Regions from separate parts of the Homo sapiens genome. Here region 2 is linked to region 1. Evidence: read pairs that join two places in POLR2A ChIA-PET (ENCODE). Cell type or tissue: Panc1. All regions are shown on one strand. Links, peaks and the distances in the headings refer to the core of each region. The heading gives the core; the rest is flanking DNA.

What was found. ChIA-PET counts read pairs that join two places held together with the same protein. Peaks named below come from ENCODE experiments on the same cell type or tissue, not always from the same donor. Only the 100,000 strongest peaks of a DNase experiment are listed, where the experiment ranks them.
Region 2: POLR2A ChIA-PET joins it to region 1 with 7 read pairs; 2 of 35 experiments call an interaction of 5 or more read pairs at or near these places.

Annotation. Positions count from the first base shown.
Region 1 is chr18:650,269-654,673 of GRCh38, forward strand. The region is part of intron 1 of TYMSOS (TYMS opposite strand RNA); the gene reads right to left. Among named protein-coding and RNA genes, the nearest start is that of TYMS, 5.2 kb to the right of the region's middle. In Panc1, for the core only: no CTCF peak of the experiment used is centred there; no DNase peak of the experiment used is centred there; H3K4me3 peaks cover 183 bases; H3K27ac peaks cover 1,120 bases.
Region 2 is chr18:244,620-249,024 of GRCh38, forward strand. It overlaps THOC1 (THO complex subunit 1), which reads right to left. Exons shown (of 21, transcript NM_005131.3): 10 at 3,230-3,338; 11 at 1,705-1,836. Among named protein-coding and RNA genes, the nearest start is that of THOC1, 21 kb to the right of the region's middle. In Panc1, for the core only: no CTCF peak of the experiment used is centred there; no DNase peak of the experiment used is centred there.

The DNA.
Region 1 (4,405 bases), core at 274-4,273:
ATATATATAATTGACTTTTTTGGAAAAAAATCTAAGATTCATTGCTTTGTTTTGTAAAGACCAATAGGTTCTGTATAGTCTTTTTTTAAATTGTGGTAAAATACACATGGCATTAATTTACCATTTTAACCATTTTAAAGTGCACAATTTGTGGCATTAAGTACACTCACGTTGCTGTGCAACCATCACCACCGTCCATCTTCAGAACCTTTTTATCTTCCTAAACTGAAACTCTGTACTCGTTAAGCACTCACTTCCCTTTTCCCCATCCCCCAGCCCGTAGCAACCACGACTGTACTTTCTATGAATTTGACTACTCTAGGTACTGCATGTAGGTGGAATCATACAGTATTTGTCTTTTGCTTTGTTTTGTTTTGTTTTTTGTTTTCTAAGACAGGGTCTCACTCTGTCGCCCAGGCTGGAGTGCAGTGGTGCAATCACAGTGTCCTTTTGTGACTGGTTTATTTCACTTAGTGCCATGTTTTCAAGGTTCATCCATGTTGTTGCATGTCTCAGAACTTCCTTTTTTAGGCTAATATTCTTGCATGTATTTACCTAGTTTTGCTTATCCATTCAGCCATTGATGGACACTTGGGTTGCTTCCATCTTTTGGCTATTGTGAATAATGCTGTTTTGAACGTGGGTGTGCTACATAGTTACTTTTTAAAATTGGCACAACAGCGCTGTCTTTTGACATACGTATTTTATGGAAAACACAAGATTTTCCTGGCTGACGCTCAACCTCATAATTTGGACCTTGGTGCAACACAATAATAGGAGAGCTATGTGTCAGTATATATCACTAAGGATTACAATGAGAGTATATACAGTCAGTATTACAAATTATAAAAAGAAATGTAGGCCAGGCACGGTGCCTCACACCTGTAATCCCAGCACTTTGGGAGGCCAAGGTGGGTGGATTACCTGAGGACAGGAGTTCGAAACCAGCCTGGCCAACATGGTGAAAACCTGTATCTACTAAAAATACAAAAATTGGCCAGGTGTGGTGGCGCATGCCTGTAATCCCAGCTACTCAGGAGGCTGAGATGGGAGAATTGCTTGAACCTGGGAGGCAGAGGTTGCACTGAGCCAAGATTGTGCCACTGTACTCCAGCCTGGGCAACAGAGCGAGACTCTTTTTTAATAAATAAATAAATAAATAAATATATAAAAGAAACGTAATGAAAGAGAGAGAACTCTGAACTTTTAAAGAACTTTTCACCCAGTCTTGATCTATCTGACAGAAAGGCTTGTCAGAGAAAGTTAGAGTTCAGAGGCAGCCAATTGAATATAATTAACTCCAAATGAAGATAAACCTTTTCTAAATCATAACTGAAGGCTATAAAAAATGAGAATTATGTTATTTTTTTTTTGAGACAGGGTCTTACTCTATTGCCCAGGCTGGAGTGCAGTGGCATGATCTGGGCTCACTGAAGCCTGACCTCCTTGGCTCAGGTGATCCTCCCACCTCAGCCTCCTGAGTAGCTGGGACTACAGGTACTACCATGCCCGTCTATTTTTGTATTTTTTTAGTAGAGATGGGGTTTCTCCATGTTGTCCAGGCTGGTCTCAAACTCCCAGGCTCAAGCAATCTGCCCGCCTCAGCCTCCAAAAGTGCTGTAATTACAGGCATGAGCCACTGCTCCTGGCAGGGAACTAATAGAATCCTGGGTTCTTCGGTGTGCAATAAATCTCAAATACAGTCTATTCAACCATAGATTTTAAATATTTGTTAGTGAAGGTGACAAAAAAATAAGTGATTAAGAGAACCTATTTTCTATCCAATGAGCTATCAAAAGCTTATAGAGTGGAAAGAGAGTGGGGGAAGTGAGGCTCAAAACAGCTAAATGGAAAGAAGATTTTGCATGCAGGCTGAACTGGATTTTCATCCTGGCTACTATATTCTCCAGATGTGTCACTTTGGCCAAGATCCTTAATCTCAGTGTCATCTATAAGGTAATTAAAGTACACTAGTGCCCCACTAATCTGTGGTTTTGCTTTCCAAGCTTTCAGTTACCCGAGATCAACTGCGGTTTTAAAATATTATGTGGAAAATTCCAGAAATACATAGTAAGTTTTCAATTGCATGCCATTAAATCTCATGCTGTCCCTGACCCCTTCCTCTCCGGAGGTGAATGCTCCCTTTGTCCAGTGGCTCCACGATGACTACATTCCCCAAATTGTTCTCTTAGGAACCCTTTCTGTGTTCAAGGAACCCTTACTTTACTTAATTATGGCCCCAAAGCACAAGATAGGGATGCCGGCATACTGTTATAATTGTTCTATTTTATTATTAGTTATTGTTGTTCATCTCTACCTGTGACTAATTTATGAATTCAACTTTATCATAGGTATGTAGGTATAGGAAAAAAACATGGTATGTATAAGGTTCAGTACTATCTGCAGTTTCAGACATCCCCTGGGGGTCTTGGAACATATCCCCCGTGGATAAGGGGAAACTACTGTAAAAGTTTGTGTTTTATAGAGTAGTTGTGAGAACTACATTAATCCATAATGTGTGGCTCATGATACTCATTGATAGATGGTAGTAGCAACAATAAAAAATAATATTATCAAGTAACTGATTCATAATTGACTCTCAAAAACGTTAATTTTCTGCTTTCCTTTACCTAAGTTTACCTACATGTTTGAATTTGTAAAGGGAAGGTTTTTCTAGACCAATAATTTTCAAATATTTTTGCTCTCATACTTCCTCAAAGGAAACTGAAAAAGTTGCAACATACTTGCATGTCATTTTTCTATATAAGTTGAAAGAATAGCAAATTGTTATTTTCCCACGCATCGTAAAGATTAGCAGGTCATCCCTCTTTAAAATGTACCAAATGGAATCTAAATATCATCGCAATTTGACCCAGCATCATCCATTTAAACAAATATACAAGTTTTTCTTTAACAATGAGAAATTTTATCTCATTACATTTTCTCCCTAAACTCTTATTTCAATCTACATTCCTAAGAATTTTATCCTAATGTAGTATATTTTTATGCTTAAATATCTTTTGTTGATCAACACAATTTTGATCATTTTTAAATTTTAAAAATTAAGAACATCCTGTGACATCAAATTCTAGGTATGAAATATTTATTCTAGATTGGGTGATCATTATAATTATTTTTTGTACATAATTGATCAAAATAACATAAATATACTACAAATTTCTATGACTACTAAACATATAAAAGTAAAATTTTAAACAAATATATCTCTTAATGAGAAGGAAGAGCTTTTTATACTCCAATAAGTTAACGTATCCACTAATAATTATTATTTCTTCCTAGAACAAGACAGGATTAAGCATCATGACCGTCCCTATTGGGGGATGTTTTTATAGATGCAAGCACTGTGGCACCTACTGGTATAAATGCACCTGCTGATTGGAATGTTCTTTCCCCAGATCTTCCCCTGCTGGTTTCTTCCCAGTATTCAGGTCTCAGCTCAAATGTGACTTCCTCAATGAGGCCTCCTGGTGATCAGATCTAAAGCACCCTCTACACAATCACTGTTTAGTGCTATACCCATTAATTTACTATCATCACACTTGTCACTATCTGCAGATGTCTTGTTTGGTTACTTTTGTAGTGTTTGTCACTGCCAGAATATCAGTTCTATGAAGAAAAGGGCCTTGTCTGTCTTGCTGTTTGTAGACATGAGGAAGGCACCATGATATAAATGTGTGTTAATGAATGAATGAATGAAATTTGTCTGAGAGAACCATTCATTCTAACCAACATTTATGGAGTAACTACTTTGAAAAGAACCATTCTGTCTTTACTATCAAGCCAAGATACTCAAGGAAGGCAGCAGAAGTGGAAGCTCCATGTGGGCAGAGGAGCCTAGTCTTGAGATGTGATTTAGCTGGTATTTGGGTGAAACAAATAAACCAGCCTCAAAATAACACAAGGGGCCGGGTGCAGTGGCTCACGCCTGTATCCCAGCACTTTGGGAGGCTCGAGGCAGGCAGATTACTTCAGGTGAGGAGTTCGAGACCAGCCTGGCTAACATGGTGAACCTCCATCTCTACTAAAAATACAAAAACTAGCTGGGCATGGTGATGGGTGCCTGTAATCCCAGTTACTCGGGAGGCTGAGGCAGGAGAATTGCTTGAGCCTGGGAGGCAGAGGTTGCAGTGAGCTGAGATTCTGCCACTGCACTCCAGCCTGGGTGACAGAGCGAGACTCCGTCGAAAAGAAAAAAAGAAAGAAAGAAAAAAAACACACAAGGATGTGCAACTGATGCAGGGCAGGTGAGCCCAGAATTGGGCTTAGCTCAGGAGGGTTCTTGGTTTTGCTCAGGAAAGAATTTAAGAGCTACCTGGTAGAAGAAAAGCTCTACTGATATGGCAACAGCTCCCTGAGTGCCCCTGTAGAGCAGAGCTACCCTATA
Region 2 (4,405 bases), core at 87-4,086, 410 kb before region 1:
CTTTTAGGTTTTCTCTGAATGCCCACAGTTATGGCATGATGTAATGAAGAGTAGATTTATCTTTCTTTATCCTGCTTGGCAGTTGTGACACACTTTTAAGCTGAGGATTTGAGATTTCCTTCAATTCTTTGCAATCCAGTTTCTCTACCATTCCCTCCATTTTCTTCTTTGGAAATCCTACTAGACAGATGTTGGAAATTCCCAATCTATTCACCATGGCTTTTAACTGCTCTTCCACTTAAAAAAAAAAAATCTGTCTGTGCTGCTTGCTGGATGAAGTTCTCATCACCTTCTTCAGTTCACTAGTTCTTTGTTCATCTATGTCCAGTGTATAGTTTAATTCTGTGTGCTGAGTTTTGGTTTCAATTATTGTATTTTTCATTCCCAAGACTCCCGATTAGTTGTATCGACTGTCCTACTTCATTTCAGCCTGCTTTTGTTTCATGATTTCTTGTTCCTTTTCAATGGATGTTATCTCATCGATTATCTTTTTGAGTATCCAAAACATACATAAAGTCTTGGTCAGGCTATATATTTCATCTGGAATAAATATATATATATATCCCAATAGTTGATTTTGCTGGTGATCCTTCTTAGCATTAGATTTATGGATTTTGGAATTTTAATTTATCAGAGTTTTGAACAGGAGCCTTTTCTTTTGGGATGTTTGTTTACTTCCTTTCCCCTCCCTCTCTGTGTACATCCTTCCCTGTCTAGCAGTTTTGCATCTGCTTCTACCAGGGCCCCTGAGTCCAAAAGTCTAGAAGAAGTCTTATGATGACTTCTTGGAGCAGCTGTTTCATAAGTATACTGAGCATATCACATATCTGGTCACTGAGCAAGCAGATGGACACAAAGCTGTCTTTGTTATCCCTAGGCTCACAACTTCCTATAAAACCATAGCCCTTGGCAGAAGACTGGCAATATTTTTTCTTAGTTTCTTCCCAAAACTGGATAAAAGTTCCACCCTAGTCCTTGGCTTCAAGAAGTGAATCTGGCTCTGGCCCCTTGTCCCACATGGTGCACATTTAGTCTCTGTTACTTGTAGCCAAATTCCTGGACACCACCACCTGCCTTGGATAGAGAGTCCAGCAGGCCCAGGCTGCAGTTTTGCTCACTACTTGGCATTTCTGGTCCATGAAGATATTTATCTTGTTTCTGGAAGCCCAGCCTTGTCTCTTTTGTTTTCTCGTTTATATTTTACCCGTCATTGCTATGTGTTTGGAGCAAAGGGAGTGAGTCGAAACATAAACTCAATGTGCCATCTTGACTAGAAACTTTACATAATCTTGTAGCATTATATTTGAATAAAATTTACTTTTTAAAATGTATAAATAAGATTAACAAGGAACTTTTAAACCCCTTACTTGCACCTAAATAATAATTATGAAATATTTTCATATACAAATTAAATCCTAACTTGACATTTAAAATATATAGACATGAAAGTAATTAAACTGCATTTATTCCAAAATTAGTTTACAAAACAGACTTAATGTAGAACTACTTTCACCTTTGAAACCAAATTAGTCCTACTTCTGAAAGGAAGAAATGGGACTTTCAAACTAACATTAATCAATCAGCTTTAACCCAAAGTAAAATAAGAAACATTTCTATTCAGTTTAACTTAGAAAGGCTGTCAGCTAAACGGAAATAAAACAAGACCATTTCTTATTATGCTTAATGAAAAAGAAAAACTTATACCTTTTCACTTGTTAAAAATTTTGCAAAATATACATGTTCTCCTCCTGTTTTCAATTCTTCCATCTTTTTTCTTGAGGCCTGAGTATCATCTAATTTATAACTCTTAAAAACAGCTAAAACTTCTTCAGAATACTGCAAAATAAAAATATTAGTTTTATTCGACATTGTTACCCAAATTTGTTTAGTGCTTTTCTGCATCAAAATGCCTAGAATTTACTCCCAGTCAATCATGTATGTAGACTGTATATTGCAAGGCACACTAACAATACAAATTATGATAGCAGAATGGGAGTTAAAACTATTTTGTATGATATTTCACTTGTTGCAAAAGTAGGTACAAGCTCCCTACTCCTAAAGAAATATAATTTCTTGGCCAGTGGTGGTGGCTCACGCCTGTAATCCCAGCACTTCGGGAGGCGGAGGGGGGCGGGTAACTTGAGATCAGGAGTTTGAGACCAGCCTGGCCAACATGGTGAAACCCCGTCTCGACTAAAAATACAAAAATTAGCCAGGTGTGGTGGCGGGCACCTGTAGTCCCAGCTACTCAGGAGACTGAGGCTGAAGAATCCCTTGAACCTGGGAGGCTCCGTCTCAAAAAAAAAAAAAAAAAAAACGAAGAAATATGATTTAAGAAGTCTGTGTAAGGGACAAATAGATTAGGGAACATTTTTAAGAGTGTACAGAAATTTACCAGTGAAATTGTTTAACCACCTGTGGAAACTCTTACGCATTTCTTGTGCTAAAAACTGAGCAAATAAATTCCACCAAATTCTGTCCAGTTAGAAGACAATTCCAGATTATTTCTCACTAACCACTTAATCTGAATTTGGATGGTGCTGCCCCCACAAAAAATTGCATATAAAACAAAAACTATTAAAAATAACATAACACACACCATGCTATTCTGAGAACTACCTATTTATCTTAGATTTTAATTATGACAAAAAAGGACAACTGATCTTTAAGTAGCCAAGAAAAATATAACAAATTCTTCTAAAACAGGATTGGCAAACTTTTTCTGTAAAGGACCAGAGAGTAAGTATTTCAGGCTTTGTGGCCTTTATAATCTCAGTTGCAACTACTCAGCTGTGCCATTATAGTGCAAAAACAGCCACAGGTAAGTGGATGGTCATGGTACTATTCCAATAAACCTTTGTTTATAAGCAGTAGGTTAGATCTGGCCCAGAGCCATGACTTGAGGACTTCTGTTTCAACAAGATAGCTAAAATAATTTTGTACAAAGATAGAATATATTCTGCAAAATATCAATTTATGTTAACAACACTCATTATATTCAAAAAAAGCAAGGCTGTAATGACGAACTTTTAAATATCCGATTCTTATATACTACTTCACAATATTAGTGGTTTAAATATTAATTTATAATTTCACTTGTTATGAAATTGGTATAAAAATGTAAGAGGCAGAATTACATAGTGAAAAGTATGTTAGACAAGATTAAGTTTTAGCTCTATCACTGTCTATAAAATACTGGGCTTCTGATAGTCTGTCAATGGCAACTTACCTTGAGAAAAGTTTTCCATGAAATCTTCTCATAGCATTGCACAGGGTTCCTGAAGTAATCCTGAAGTGACCAGAATTTTCGATACAGGTTGTAATCAATTGGAATAGAGCTAATAAAATAAACGTTATATTAAATAAATCATTCAAATTCTTTTACAAATATCTAAATATTCTTAACTTAGCTTTGGTCACAAACCGTTTTCAGAAGCTAATGAAAGTTATCAGAAAAGTACACATTCACAAATGCTTATATAAACTTTTACAAATCATTTTAGGGAACTCATAGACCCCAATAGACTCTTTATCTACACTGGTGGAGCCCCTGAATTTTGGAAGGACACATGGTTATTCAGAATTAAAGATTATGTTTCCCAACCAATCTTGCTGCTCGCATGGTCATGTGATTAAATTCTGGCCAATCAGTTGAGAGCGGAAGTCATATGTGCAACTTTTGGGCCATATTTTATCACTGGCCTTTTCCTCTTCCTGCTGGCTAGAATGCAGATGTGAGCGTGAGCCACCTTGCACTACAGGAAAAAGGGCAAACACCAAGATGATGGAAGAAGAAGGTAGAAGAAGCCTGGGTCTAGGCAATCTCACCGAGCAGTGCTCCCTTACCAGCCTTGGACTGCCTGCTTCTAGACTTCGATATGAGGGGGAAAAATCAACTTTTATGTTGTTTAAACCAATGTTAATCTGAATCTATGTTAAAAGTCACAGGTATCATATCCTAACTAAAAATATTATATCCTAAGAAGCACCAGTATGAGAAAAACATATATGGTACATATCAAGTTAGCATCACAAAAATAAGCCCTTTATCTAGTAACTTTATTATGGCACTACTAATTCAACTTCTAATCTTGATATGTCACAAATCTACAGTGTCAATACATATTCTTTTAATTTAAATTTTTTTTTTTAAAGGAGTCTCACTCTGTTGCCCAGACTGGAGGGCAGTGGTGCGATCTCAGCTCACTGCAAGCTCCGCCTCCCGGGTTCAAGCGATTCTCCTGCCTCAGCCTCCTGAGTAGCTGGGACTACAGGCACCCGCCACCATGCCCGGCTAATTTTTTGTATTTTTAGTAGAGACAGCATTTCACCGTGTTATCCAGGATGGTCTCGAGTTCCTGACTTCATGATCTGCCCACCTCAGCCTCCCAAAGTGCTGGGATTA